Linked DNA regions of Mus musculus: region 2 is linked to region 1. A link is a contact called in ENCODE Hi-C data. All regions are on one chromosome and are shown on one strand. The core of a region is the stretch at or near the end of the contact, and the rest is flanking DNA. Distances in the headings are between cores, read along the strand shown. Region 1 has its middle 33 kb from the start of Klf15. Region 2 overlaps Gm32838 (a long non-coding RNA gene).

Region 1 (6,070 bases), core at 1,514-4,013:
GGAGCCCAGATGTGAGAGTGTAAAGGTAGGTTCAAATCCTAACTCTACCATGGACTCCCTGGTTAATGTTTATGAGAACAGATCATCTCCCAGTGTTACGATTTAAGCAGAAGACAAAGTCACACCAGGTAACAGATCTTTTCGGAAAAGGGAGAGGATGCAGAGGTTGCTTCCAAGTCAGGGTGGGAGGCAAAAGAGTGAGGGAAGAGACGGCCCTGGTTTTTTTTATAAATAAGGGGTTACAGCGCATGCGCATGGGGGGGGGGGCTACAGACCTCAAGGAGGCTGTGGAAATGCTGCACCTGTTGAGGATATGTCCTGCCGTCTCTAGGTTGCTGAAGGTGGGATTAGGCGTGGGGTTTTCTAACCCCTGGGTCTTGGGATCTCATCTGTATCTCTGCCTAGATGCTGGTGTTTAAAAATGTGTATGTGTCTCAACTTAAGATGAGATCTGTCTCAACAAAGTCTTTAAAATTGCATTCCACACAACCAACCAGGGTTTCATATTTACTTTTTACACTTGTTTGTCTGTTTGTTTGGGTGTGTATGTGTGTGCTATGTCACATGTGGAAGACAGGGGATAACTTTCAGGAGTCGGCTCTCTCCTTTCATATGGGTTCTGGGGTTTAGACTTGGGTCACAAGGTTTGGTGACCAGCATATTCACCAGCTGCCTCACCTGCCTACGTTCAGTTATTTCTCAGCTCATTTCTGTGCTTTGTTGTCACTGGAGCAGAACTTACATCCCCTCTCCTTTTGTCTTATGTTTATTGGTATTTTAGAAGGAATCTTTTGAACTTACGGAACACTTCTAAGATAATTTAAAATTTTATTTTATGTGTGCTTTGTCTGCACTTATCTCTGTATACCATGCATGTACAGTGGCCATGGAGGTCTGAAGAGAGCATTATATGCCCTAGAACTGAAGTTATAGATGGGTGTGAACTGCCACAGTTGTGCTGGGAACCAAACCCAGGTCCTCTGAAAGAGCAGAAAGCAATCTTAATCACTGAGCCTTCTCTCCCACTCCTGCTGAACATTTCTTAGCTTTAGTAGTTTTCACTAGTTGATCCCTAACTCTGGAAGAAGGAGGAGGAGGAGGAAGAAGAAGAGGAGGAGGAGGAGGAGAAGAGGGAGAAGGAGGAGGAGGAGGAGAAGAGGGAGAAGGAGGAGGAGGAAGAAGGAAAGGAGGAAGAAGAGGAGGAGGAAGGAGAGGAGGAAGGAGAGGAGGAAGAGAAGGGGAAGGAAAGGACGAAGGAGAGGAGGAGGAGGGGGAGGAGGGGGAGGAGGAGGAAGAAGAGGAGGAAAGCATCCCCCTGGAAAAATGATCCTCACCTCTACTGCTAATGTTTATATCTCTGATAGTTTCTAGGCAACATCATTGGTTAGGATCTCTGATACACTATGAAGATTAGACAGGAAATTTTTTCTGTACCAGAAGGAACGTGACTCCATTGAATGCTGACCAATCACTGAGCTGTTTTACAAGGCAAAACCTTTGCACACGTTAAGGTGGTTTGGTCCTCCTGGTAACACTGAAGACCAAGTTCCATCGTGACCCAAGGTTAAAGAAGCTGGAGCATGGTGAGCACTAAAGGAGACTAACCCACAGCTAGGAGACGGGACTGGATCAAGTCCAGAGCTACCTGTACTGTTCTGCGTGTTGTTCTGACCTCCCCCCACCCCATAGTGTAATGGGTGGAAGTATGCTTCAAGCCCCTGCACGATCAAGTTCAAAACTTTGAATGCATGCCCACAAACTTATTTCTGTGGGGTAGGACAGACTCCTAGTTGTCCCAGGCAGGTTTCTATCACGTGACAAAATACCGGGCCTGGGAACATGAAAGAAGAGACCTTGGATTCTACTGTCGGAAGACTGAGCAGCCTCTTGGTTGCACTTTCTGGGGCTGAAGTGAGGTGGGTCTAACCTGGTGGTGTGGATGGGAGCTGACTTCATGGTAGTCAGGGAAGGAGAACAGAGAAGCCAGGACAGGATGCAGCCCAAGGGCATGCCCCCAGTGACCTACTTCCTGCTTTTAGGCCCTGACTCCTAGTATTTCTACCACCTCCCAAAATAGCATCCACAGCTGGAGATCCAGGCTGCAACCCTTGGGCCCACGGGGACTCTTTATATGCAGCGGGAACATGACTGGCTTTGATAAGAATTGTCTTTGTTTCATAAACACAATTGTCTGTTTCTCACTGTGCCTAGTAATCTAGTGAGTTACATTGATCAATTTTGTAATGATTCATGCCACATTCTTTAGTGGTCTTTAATTTTGTCACAGGGGATTATTTTCATATTCTGCTATATTTGTTTTGCTGGGAAGTGAGATTTCTTGGGTTCTACATTATTTACATTTTAAGTATCTTGGGTACTTGACAGTTCTTTAGAAAATTATTTTTCCTTGAGATATTTAAGTGTCCACATTCTCCTTTTGTGAGGAAAATGGGGTAAAATGTTCTTTACCATGCTTTTCCTTCTGGACTCTTGTATGACACCTCTGTCACCAAAACTCTTAGTCCCCTTCCTTTAGTTGGGGCCAGGGTTTCCTCTGTGGCCAGTGAAGCAGTGGGAAGACTTAGGGTAGTATTGGGAGCTGTGGAGAGAGTCCCAGTTTCCCAGCTGGGAGGCTGAGTCACTCGCAGTCTGTGTGAACTTGATAAGTCTGCCTCCCTGTAATGGCCCCTTTGCCTTTTCCCAGAGAAAGAGAGGCTCCAAATGGGTGCCCCCAGCTCACTTACTTCATTATCTTGAGCCTGGCTCTCAACCCCAGGCCTGGGGGGGAGACAGAGCGCCTTTGAGCTCAGGCTGGCGCGAAGGAGGGCCTGAGTCCTGGGCTACCAAAGTGTCAAAGAGAGAATGCTTTGAAGAGGCCCTGCCCTTCCTGAGGCTAAGGCTTAGCTCCTGTCATCCCTCAGGGATTCTGCTGTGGTGGGACAGGGGTGTTCTTGCCAGCTACTTGTTGTGTGTGCTTTCTTCTTTCCTTAGTCCGCCCCCCCCCCCCTGTCTGTTTCCTCTATAGCCCCTTGTATGAGCTTTACTGGGGCTACAGAAAGAGGCACTGTTTGGTGTGGAGCCAACACAAACTCCAGCTTGCTCTGGAGCCTCTGTCCCCCACTTGAGACTCAATCACCACAATCAGTCTGCGCATGGGAACCTCCCTTAAGGGACCCACGGTCCCTGGCTCTAAGATGCTGGTCAACACCCTAACCACTGTTGTGTGCTTAGCTCAGTCTCACAAAAGAAGAACTGGGTCTCAGCACTGAAAGTCCTGATTCATTCCCTCTATATACCAGTGCTTCTTGGCCTTCCTAATTCTGTGATCCTTTGATACAGATCCTCATGTTGTGGTGACCCCAACCATAAAATTATTTTCATTGCTATGTCATCACTGTAATTTTGCGACTCTTATGAATCATCGACAGAGTGTGGCAAAGGGGTCAGCACCTACAGGTTGAGAACTGCTGTTCTATACCCTAAAAACCACATAAAGACTTTACTCTTCCTGCTCCTCTGGGCCTGCTGTCCCCTGCCCCCTAGTCTTCAATTCCACCCAGAAGTTTGACTCTTCTCTCCTGCCCCAGACTGCCCAGCATTCAGAGCAGACTCCATTCTGCCCTGCTGGATCCACATTAGTTAATGGCTCACTGTGCACAGCTACCCAGGATTGCACAGGGCTTTGCTCCCACTTACCCTCATGTATGGGTAGAAGTTCTACTGCTATGGACAAAGCAGGGGTTCCTGTGTGAACCCATCTCAGCCTCTGGGTTACCAAGTTTTATGGCCATCTTCTCACTCCTGGAAACTTCTAGGAAAATCACACATGGAACAGGAAGGAGGTGCGGGGTGGAGCAGCACACAGGGCAATGTGTGAGCGGTCATGCAGGTGGCAGCAGGACGGGAGAGTGGGCCATGGGGAAAGGGCCAGGGCCCACTGGGTTGCAAAGAGTGAGCTAACTTGAGATTTAGGGGCTCAGATGTCTTTTCTCTGTGTGAATAGTTAGTAATGAAGATGATGAGACAGGCCTGCTTGAGAAGAGATTTTGAAGGCAGAGTCAGCAGGAACACTGGAGCAAATACTAAAACGGCTTGTGGGTTCACGGCCTTTTGTTGAGCTGGGGAAAAAAAGAGGAACAGGCTTGGTATGGCCAAGAGAATTTCAGGCAGAAGGTGGCTTAGGCTGCTACTGGTGCAAATCATTACCAAAACAACTCAGGGAGGAGACGGTTTATTTGGCTTATACATCCACATCAGTGTTCATCATCAAAGGAAGTCAGGATAGGAACTCAAACAGGATAGGAGCCTGGAAGCAGGAGCTGATGCAGAGACCGTGGAGGCGTGCTGCTTATGGCCTGTTCCCCATGGCTTGCTCAGCCTGCTTTCTTTTTTTTTTAATTAATTAATTTATTTATTATTAAATATTTTCTTTACATACATTTCAAATGCTATCCCGAACGTACCCTCCCTCTGCCCTGCTCCCCTACCCACCCACTCCTGCTTCTTGGCCCTGGCATTCCCCTGTATTGGGGCATATAAAGTTTGCAATACCAAGGGGCCTCTCTTCCCAGTGATGGCCAACTAGGCCATCTTCTGCTACATATGCAGCTAGAGACACGAGCTCTGGGGTTACTGGTTAGTTCATGGATCAGCCTGCTTTCTTATAGAACACAGGACCACCAGGATGATACCACCCACAATTGGGCTGGGCCCTCCCCCATCAATAACTAATTTAAAAAATGCCCTATACTTCACACTTTTAAATGTCCTTAGTACACTTTCTAGGAGTTTTCTTCAGTGGCTTACTATTTAGGGTATTACTTTTGGGGGTGGCATGGTTAGGGGGGAATAGGAGTTGTTACAGAAGCTTTCTGTTTCCCTCTTTTTCAACTATGCATTTTCTGTTATTGATATCACTGCAAAATCTTTTTTGCTCTTTTTTACAGTGTGGCTTCTGGTGGGGATGCTGGAGGGGAAGGACTTAGTTTTCTTTAGGGGGGAAGCCACTGGGAGCCTGAGCATGTTCTACTGAGTGTATACACAACACAAATTAGACCTTTGTGTGTGTGTGTGGTTTTTGTTTTGTTTATTGTGCTTGGGATGGGGTGGACATGGAAGGACTGAGAAGTGATTGTGATTAAGGTATATGATGTGAATTTCCCAAAGAATCAGTAAAAATACTATGTTGAAGAAGAAGAAGAAGAAGAAGAAGAAGAAGAAGAAGAAGAAGAAGAAGAAGAAGAAATAATAATTCCTTACAGTTGGACTTATGGAGGCATTGTCTCAATTGAGATTTTCTTCCTTTCAATGACTTTCAATGGCTCTAGCTTGGGTCAAATAACATAAAACCTAGCTAACCCAATAGGCTTGGAGGTAGGTGGGATATGGGAATTCATCTGAGCCATAGATGCTTTCCCAGATCCGGGAGGAGATGGAAAGACTTGGCTGTGACTGCACGGTTGAGACATCCTGTCCCTGACTGTCCCTTAGTTCTGGCTTTCCAGGTGACTCTGGTCAGGCTCACTCTCCCCCTTCTGTGCCCCCTGGAAGGTTAGAGAGGTGACCATGCCTCAGTGACAGACCAGTTAGACCACCAGGTAGTCTGCAAGTGCCATCCAGGTCCCCTCACAGCAGCCTCAATACCTGGGTGTGGGGGATCTATAAGCTGACAACTTCTGCTGCCATAGCCTATGAAATAGTGATATAGATTTGTTCTGACCACGTGGCTGCCTGGGCCCCACTCTGCCCAAGACCAGATTAGACTTCCACTCAGGCTCTGTTGTCAGGTCCCTCTGGTCCCCAGTTGGTCATGGCCTCAGCCCTCCCTTGCCTGCCTGACTACCCTTCTCTGCAGGCTGTCCCTCTGTGCCGATCTCCTGATAATTTCTCAGATTAACATCGTGCACTTTCAGCAGGTCTGAGGCAATGTCCTTCTCACCGTATCAAATCAACAGGTACATGTCACCAAGCCTTGAACCCAGTGACATCATCCATGATCTCTCAGTGAAGGTGGGACCAGGCCAAGAGTTGCCATTATAAACGTACTTCATGATTACCAAACATTTAGGGG
Region 2 (6,070 bases), core at 2,551-5,050, about 55 Mb before region 1:
CCTTATAGCAATCTGATTCACCTGCTCAAACACCTGCAGTGGATATCCTGTTTGTTGTTGTGCAAATCTACCTTGATCAAGCAGCATATCTCTATCCCATGCAAATTCAGCTTGATCAGTGAAAATAGGACATCCCAGCAAGGAGAATCTATCCTCTTTCCAGACCTCCGGACAGAAGGTCTGCCCATAGATGGCTGACGAGGAGGCATAGGGAGGGGGAGCAGAAGCTAATTCGCCTTCCTCCTCCGCCTCAGCTCTTTTATTTTGTCCTTTCTGTCCACCTGATAACACTGTGTCTCCTTTCTTTTTCCTTTTTCTTTTTAAGCCCTTCTCCTCTTCCGACATACTTTCTTGTTGCTCTATAAGGATTTTCTGACCTGTCTTGACTGCCTCTTGATTCAAACAGTAACAGAGTCCATATATCAGAACAAGCAAGACCAAAACTATCAGACCTACCCACAAAGGGTCAATGGGAGAAAAAAGCATAACTACACAGCGAGGATCTATTGATCACTACACTGAGGTTATCATAGTTCCTTAACTTGTCCCCAAACCGGGAACCTTAACTTGTCCCAAAGCCGGGAACCTTTCGTTACCTTGTGCCTGCTTCCTGGCAACTTTATGCTTGCCTCTATTTTATCCGAGGTCCTTCCCAAACTCCTGGGTTACTTTGTGCCTACTTCCTGGCAACTTTATGCTCACCTCTATTTTATCGAGGTCCTTCCTAAACTCCTGGGGTCGCAAGTTTCACTCACCGTGAACTTACCCTGCCGGCAACCACTGACTGCTGAAAGTTCTGAACTCGGTGGGGGAGTCGGTTCCCCGTACGGGCCACCAATTGTCACGCCTGCTCTCGACCAGCAAGAACGATGCGACCACCAGTCCTTCTAACAGCAGTTTATTCAGTCTTCATCTTTCTTCTTTCTCTTCATCAGTACCGTTCCCCAGCTGAAGAGTTCTGAATCCACGCCGGATCCTTCTCAACAGTCTGTTTTACGGGAACCTTTATTAACCACTTCTTCCCCGTTATGCAGTTCTGAATCCTCCCTGTAGCAGGGGGTCTTCACTCGTGCCTGAAGATGTTTCTTTTCCCGGGTTTTCTCGTCCCAGGTCTTCTCGTCCCAGGTCTTCTCGTCCCGTCCCGAGTTTTTCTTCCCGGGTTTCCGGCACCAACTGTTACGCGCGCCCAACTGGCCAGGAAGAACGACGCTGCTACAGGATCCTTCTGCACACGTTTATTCAGTCCTGTTTCTTCTTTCTCCATATATCTCCCCTGTTTATATCTCCCCTGTTTATATCTCCCCTGTTTATATCTCCCCCGAACCCTGGGCCTCTCACTCTTTTATACTCTCAGTTCCCATCCACGCACAGCAGGCCACGCCACCTCACCAGGCACGCAGCTTCAGCTAATCAGGGCAGCAGGGGCAAATCTCCATCAGACTGGATTCACCTGTATCCTGGTACACCTGCCCAGCACTCAAGATGTTTGTGTCTTATATGAGGAAGTCAGGTGCAAGTCATATGACTTAGCTGCAGTCCCTGGCGCCTTTGGGACTGCCGCCACACCCGCTCCCCACACAGGATAACCAGGTGTACTGGCTGGTGGTGTGTGTCAACTTGACACAGGCTGGAGTTATCTCAGAGAAAGGAGCTTCAATTGAGGGAATACCTCCATGAGATCCAGCTGTTGGACATTTTCTCAATTAGTGATCAAGGGGGGAGGTCCCCTTGTGGGTGGTGCCATCCTTGGGTTGGTAGTCTTGGGTTCTATAAGAAAACAAGCTGAGCAAGCCAGGGGAAGCAAGCCAGTAAGTAACATCCCTCCGTGGCCTCTACATCAGCTCCTGCTTCCTGACCTGCTTGAGTTCCAGTCCTGACTTCCTTTGGTGATGAACAGCAGTGTGGAAGTGTAAGCTGAATAAACCCTTTCCTCCCCAGCTTGTTTCTTGGTCATGATGTTTGTGCAGGAATAGAAACCCTGACTAAGACACCAGGGGAGGTAATTCCAGATGAAGAAGCACATTGAGCACCAGCTTGGCAATGCTGGAGGCTCTAAGAAGATTGTTCCAGAACACATCCCAACACACAGGGACTGAGATCCTAGAGACAACTGGTCTATGACTCTCAGAAAGGCTGGTGAAATGGGTAGTTTTGTTAAAAAAAAAAAAAAAAAAAAAAAAAAAGGTGAGAAGGGCACTACTGGATCAGCCGTAGCCTGGGGCTGCAGGATACGGAAAGATCCCAGCCTTCTGAGAGCGGTTGACACAGTGTCACTCTGGGTTTACCAATTCCTGTCTTGATTCATGTTTGTTGACATCTGACTCTACGATGCCACATGTTCAGGTTCTTTAGAGAAACAGCAGAGTTAAAATAAGGTCATGAAGGGACCCTCATGCAATATGACTGGAGCCCTTACAGGAGAAGATATCAAAGAAGGAAGACTGTGCAGAGAAATGGGGTGCAGCTGCCATTTGCAAGCCAGGCAGAGGGGTTGCCAAAGAAACCGGCAGGCTGGCATCAGGATCTTAGACTCACTACCTACAGAGTTGTGAGGGCTCAGCTCTAATTTCTGGCATGAGCCACTGGTGTAGGGCTCTTCATTTGGGGCAGCAGAGCAGACATTGACACTTGGCGATGCTGTAACTACCCTAAAGCTGGGGCATGGGTCATTGGCTGTTCTTCCTGGCATGAAACCTAGGCCTCCCTTGGTTGTTCTCAGAAGACGTGCAAGGTCTGCGGATAGAGTCTTCCTCCAGCTATGGTCCCCAAGGAAAGAAGGAAGGAGGCAATAGTGCTCTACTCAACCTGATGGGGAAAAGAAAAGAGACATCAAGGCTTGGGAGAAAGCATGGGTCTTCCAGAATCCCACAGCTGGAAATAGTTGTGTGAGCTCTCAGTATTCTTTGGTGTCTACATTTTCTAGAGAAGAGTCGTCCAGGGTGTCCTCCTATGGGAAAAAGAGTCTAAGCTCAAGATGTCTTTCAAAATATACACGGTAAAATGCCCTGGGCCTCTCAGGACACACCCACAGTATTCTAAGCCCTGTCAGATGTGGTAGAGCCCAAGAGAAGCTTGTAGTATCATCATTGCATTGGAGAAAAAAATGTAAAACAGAAAAATATTAAGAAAACAGAGCCACCACCCTCGATTTAGCGCGTGCACTTGTATCGAGATAAAGTGCACTGTAAAGAAACAATTAGATCCTAAGCCTGTAGATACCAGCTAAATCCAGCTGTAACTGCCTCATAAACTTGGAACTTCTGACACAGCCTCAAGAACCCACTTTCTCCCACGCGCTGACGGTGTGCCTGGCCTTCTGCCAGTTGCAAAGCTGGAAACTCCCCGACTTAAACAACATCTGGGTGTTTCTGCTTCCTATAAGCTGGGGATGAAGGTTAAAAGTTTAATAAATGTTTTCTCTCAGTCTGGGTATCTGTGTGTTTCATCTACCTCCATCACCACGTCTTCTATATGTGTGTCATAAAGAAAAAGCAGAGGCTATAAACAAACGCAGACAGTGGGAGTGGTAGCTTCTTGTTTCTGTCTGCGGTTGGGCAGTAGCCTTCATCCTTCTGTGACATGGTCCTTTCCCACTTTCCTGTCTCTCCAGTACAGGCCTGGTCCTGCTTTCTAGGAGTTGACAGCTCTGCTAGAGCACTAAGCATCGTTTCAAAAACATGTTCCCGTGTGTCATTTCCTTCTTATATTTTCTACCTCTTCCTTCCCCACCCTAGCCACCCATTTGCCCCTCCCCCTCCGGCCCCGCCTCGCTGGACTAGAGAGAAGAGCTCGCAGCTATTCTTCCTTGACCTTTGGGGAGCAAGGGGAGGCCTCTTCCCTTCGAGCAGAACTTGCGCTAGTTGAGGTCGGCTTGGAGGAGGTGACTCTGAGGAAGGGAAACACAGTTGCAAGAGTGCCGCATTCAAAGGGATTGGGAGCTGCTGTGGTGTGGCTCGCCCCTGGAGACCCACTCAGGCGGACGCTGCAGAATGTGGAGCTCAAAGCTTGTCTGGACACAACAGCAAGACTCCTCGGTTTGGAAACACAAGCCAACAGCAGCTGCAAGCAGAGAAGAGCATGGGCATGGGGGTGGGGGTGGGGGGCAAATGGGAAAAGTGCTAAGGCATCGAGCTCTACAACTTGAATAGAACTGTGGATGTTTGTAAGGGAACCCAGAGTGCATCCAAGATGGCTGCCGGCTTTCTCTAGGAGCGAGAAATCAAGCAAGGGTTTAGATGTGGCCCTTCCTCTTCCCATAGCATTGCCTCTGATAGAGCCAAGAAATCCTACCCCATTCTATTAAATGATGCTGTCCAGGGATGTGACTGTGAGCACTGGTTCATGTACTTTAGTAACAAAAAACAGAGGGGCGAAGAATGCAGACTTGGGAGCCATGCGTCCTGACCCACCACCAACCAATGCGGCAATCCAGGGACCTTTGGAGAAGGCTTTTACAACTGGCACCAAGGCATGTCCCTTAGAGGCAAGACAGTGTGAATGCTAGCCACTTAGGAAAGTTTGAATTTTCAATTAGGTGATCCTATTAGAGAGACCAGGAGAGATACACTCTAAGTATGTTTGTTTTAATGGTCTTAACATTTATTTTATGTGTGTGAGGGTTTTTCTTGCATGTAATTCCATATACCATGTGTGTGCCTGGTGTCCACTGAGGTCAGATGAGGGCATCAGATCCCTTGGAAATAAAGTCACAGATGGTTTTGAGCTGTCATGTGGGTGATGGTTATCAAACTCAGGTTCCCCCGGAAGAGCAACACGTGCTCTTTACCACTGAGCCATTTCTCCAGCCCCTACATTTCTTATTAAACCAGTGAGATGGCCTAGTGGGTAAAAGTGCTTGCTGTCAAGCTCAGTGACCTAAGTTTGATCCCTCCAACACATATGGTGAAAGATGAAAAGCAACTTATACAATCCGTTCTCTGATATCCACTCCACATGCATGCTGTGACACACATGCACTCCCATGCATAAATACATAAATAAATGTAAAATTTTAAAAATGCCTTGTTAAAAAATGTATCAATGACAGTTTGCATTCTTGTCTACTTTGTAACATCTTTAACATCCTCTGTACCTTTTACACTTACAGCTTGTCCCTCCTCAGGCTAGTCATTTCAAACATTCAGGGGCCACCTGAGTCCACCTGTGACAAGAGAACAGGAAAGACCTGGAAGAATTTCCTTATCTGTAAAGTGAAAGATAAGGCTCTCTGCAGCTTTCAAAAAATCACCCTGGAATAGACTGCTGGAGATTCTTCAAAGGTGTCTCACTCTGTGTGTGTGTGTGTGTGTGTGTGTGTATGTGTGTGTGTGTGTGTGTGTGTGTGTAAGTATGTATATGTGTGTATGTGTGCATGTATGTGAGTATGTATGTGTGTATGTATATGTGCATGTATGTATGTATGCATGTATGTATGTGTATGTGTGTATGAGCATGTATATGTGTATACATATGTATGTATGTATGTATGTGTGTGTGTGTGTGTGTATGTACATGTGTATATGTGTGTGAGAGAGGGTTTCGTTTCAGTGAGGTGGAAGATGATCAGCCTAAGGATCAATCATTTGCTTCTGCTTCATGCCAGGTAATTCTATACTTCATTGTTTTATATATCTGTCAAACTTCATGTCTGATCTTGTTGGAAGAACTGGTTCATGGCTAAATAAAGATACTGACAACCCTTGCACAGTGTAACCTGCAACCTGCACTGGCAACCCCAGTGTAGCCTCTGAATTGCTCATCAAGGAGAAAAGTCACTTGCCAGGGATCACAGAGCCAGGTGACAAGCATGGAGGTGCCCTATGCTCTGAGTGGCTGTAAAGGACATATGGCTCTATGGTTGCACCCTATAAAGTAGTGTATCATTCACAAAATATCCCCAACTACCTAGTCAGGTTACTGTTTAACTGTGAGCGGTATGGTAGGATGTGAGCCCGACCTAGATCCGTAGGTCAAGCATGTACGATGTAGGCAGAAGGGTCCACAAAGGTCAGTTCTCCATGTCGCAGTCTTGGCTCTCTTGACAAGTGTTCTGACAAGAGGACACACTGCC

Evidence for each region. A loop is a pair of places that touch in the nucleus more often than their neighbours do.
Region 2: a loop to region 1 is called in a map of T-helper 1 cell, with 70 times the contacts of the local background. The contact joins two enhancer-like sites. A Hi-C loop is called at or near these places in 3 of 37 maps with a recorded cell type or tissue (T-helper 1 cell, T-helper 17 cell and regulatory T cell).

The regions. Positions count from the first base shown.
Region 1 is chr6:90,492,409-90,498,478 of GRCm38, reverse strand. No RefSeq gene overlaps it. Among named protein-coding and RNA genes, the nearest start is that of Klf15, 33 kb to the right of the region's middle. Within about 2 kb of position 2,763, at least 1 of the 3 ENCODE cell types and tissues checked has a DNase peak (open chromatin) inside an H3K27ac peak, as active enhancers do.
Region 2 is chr6:145,990,426-145,996,495 of GRCm38, reverse strand. The region is part of intron 2 of Gm32838 (a long non-coding RNA gene); the gene reads right to left. Among named protein-coding and RNA genes, the nearest start is that of Gm38928, 16 kb to the right of the region's middle. Within about 2 kb of position 3,800, at least 1 of the 3 ENCODE cell types and tissues checked has a DNase peak (open chromatin) inside an H3K27ac peak, as active enhancers do.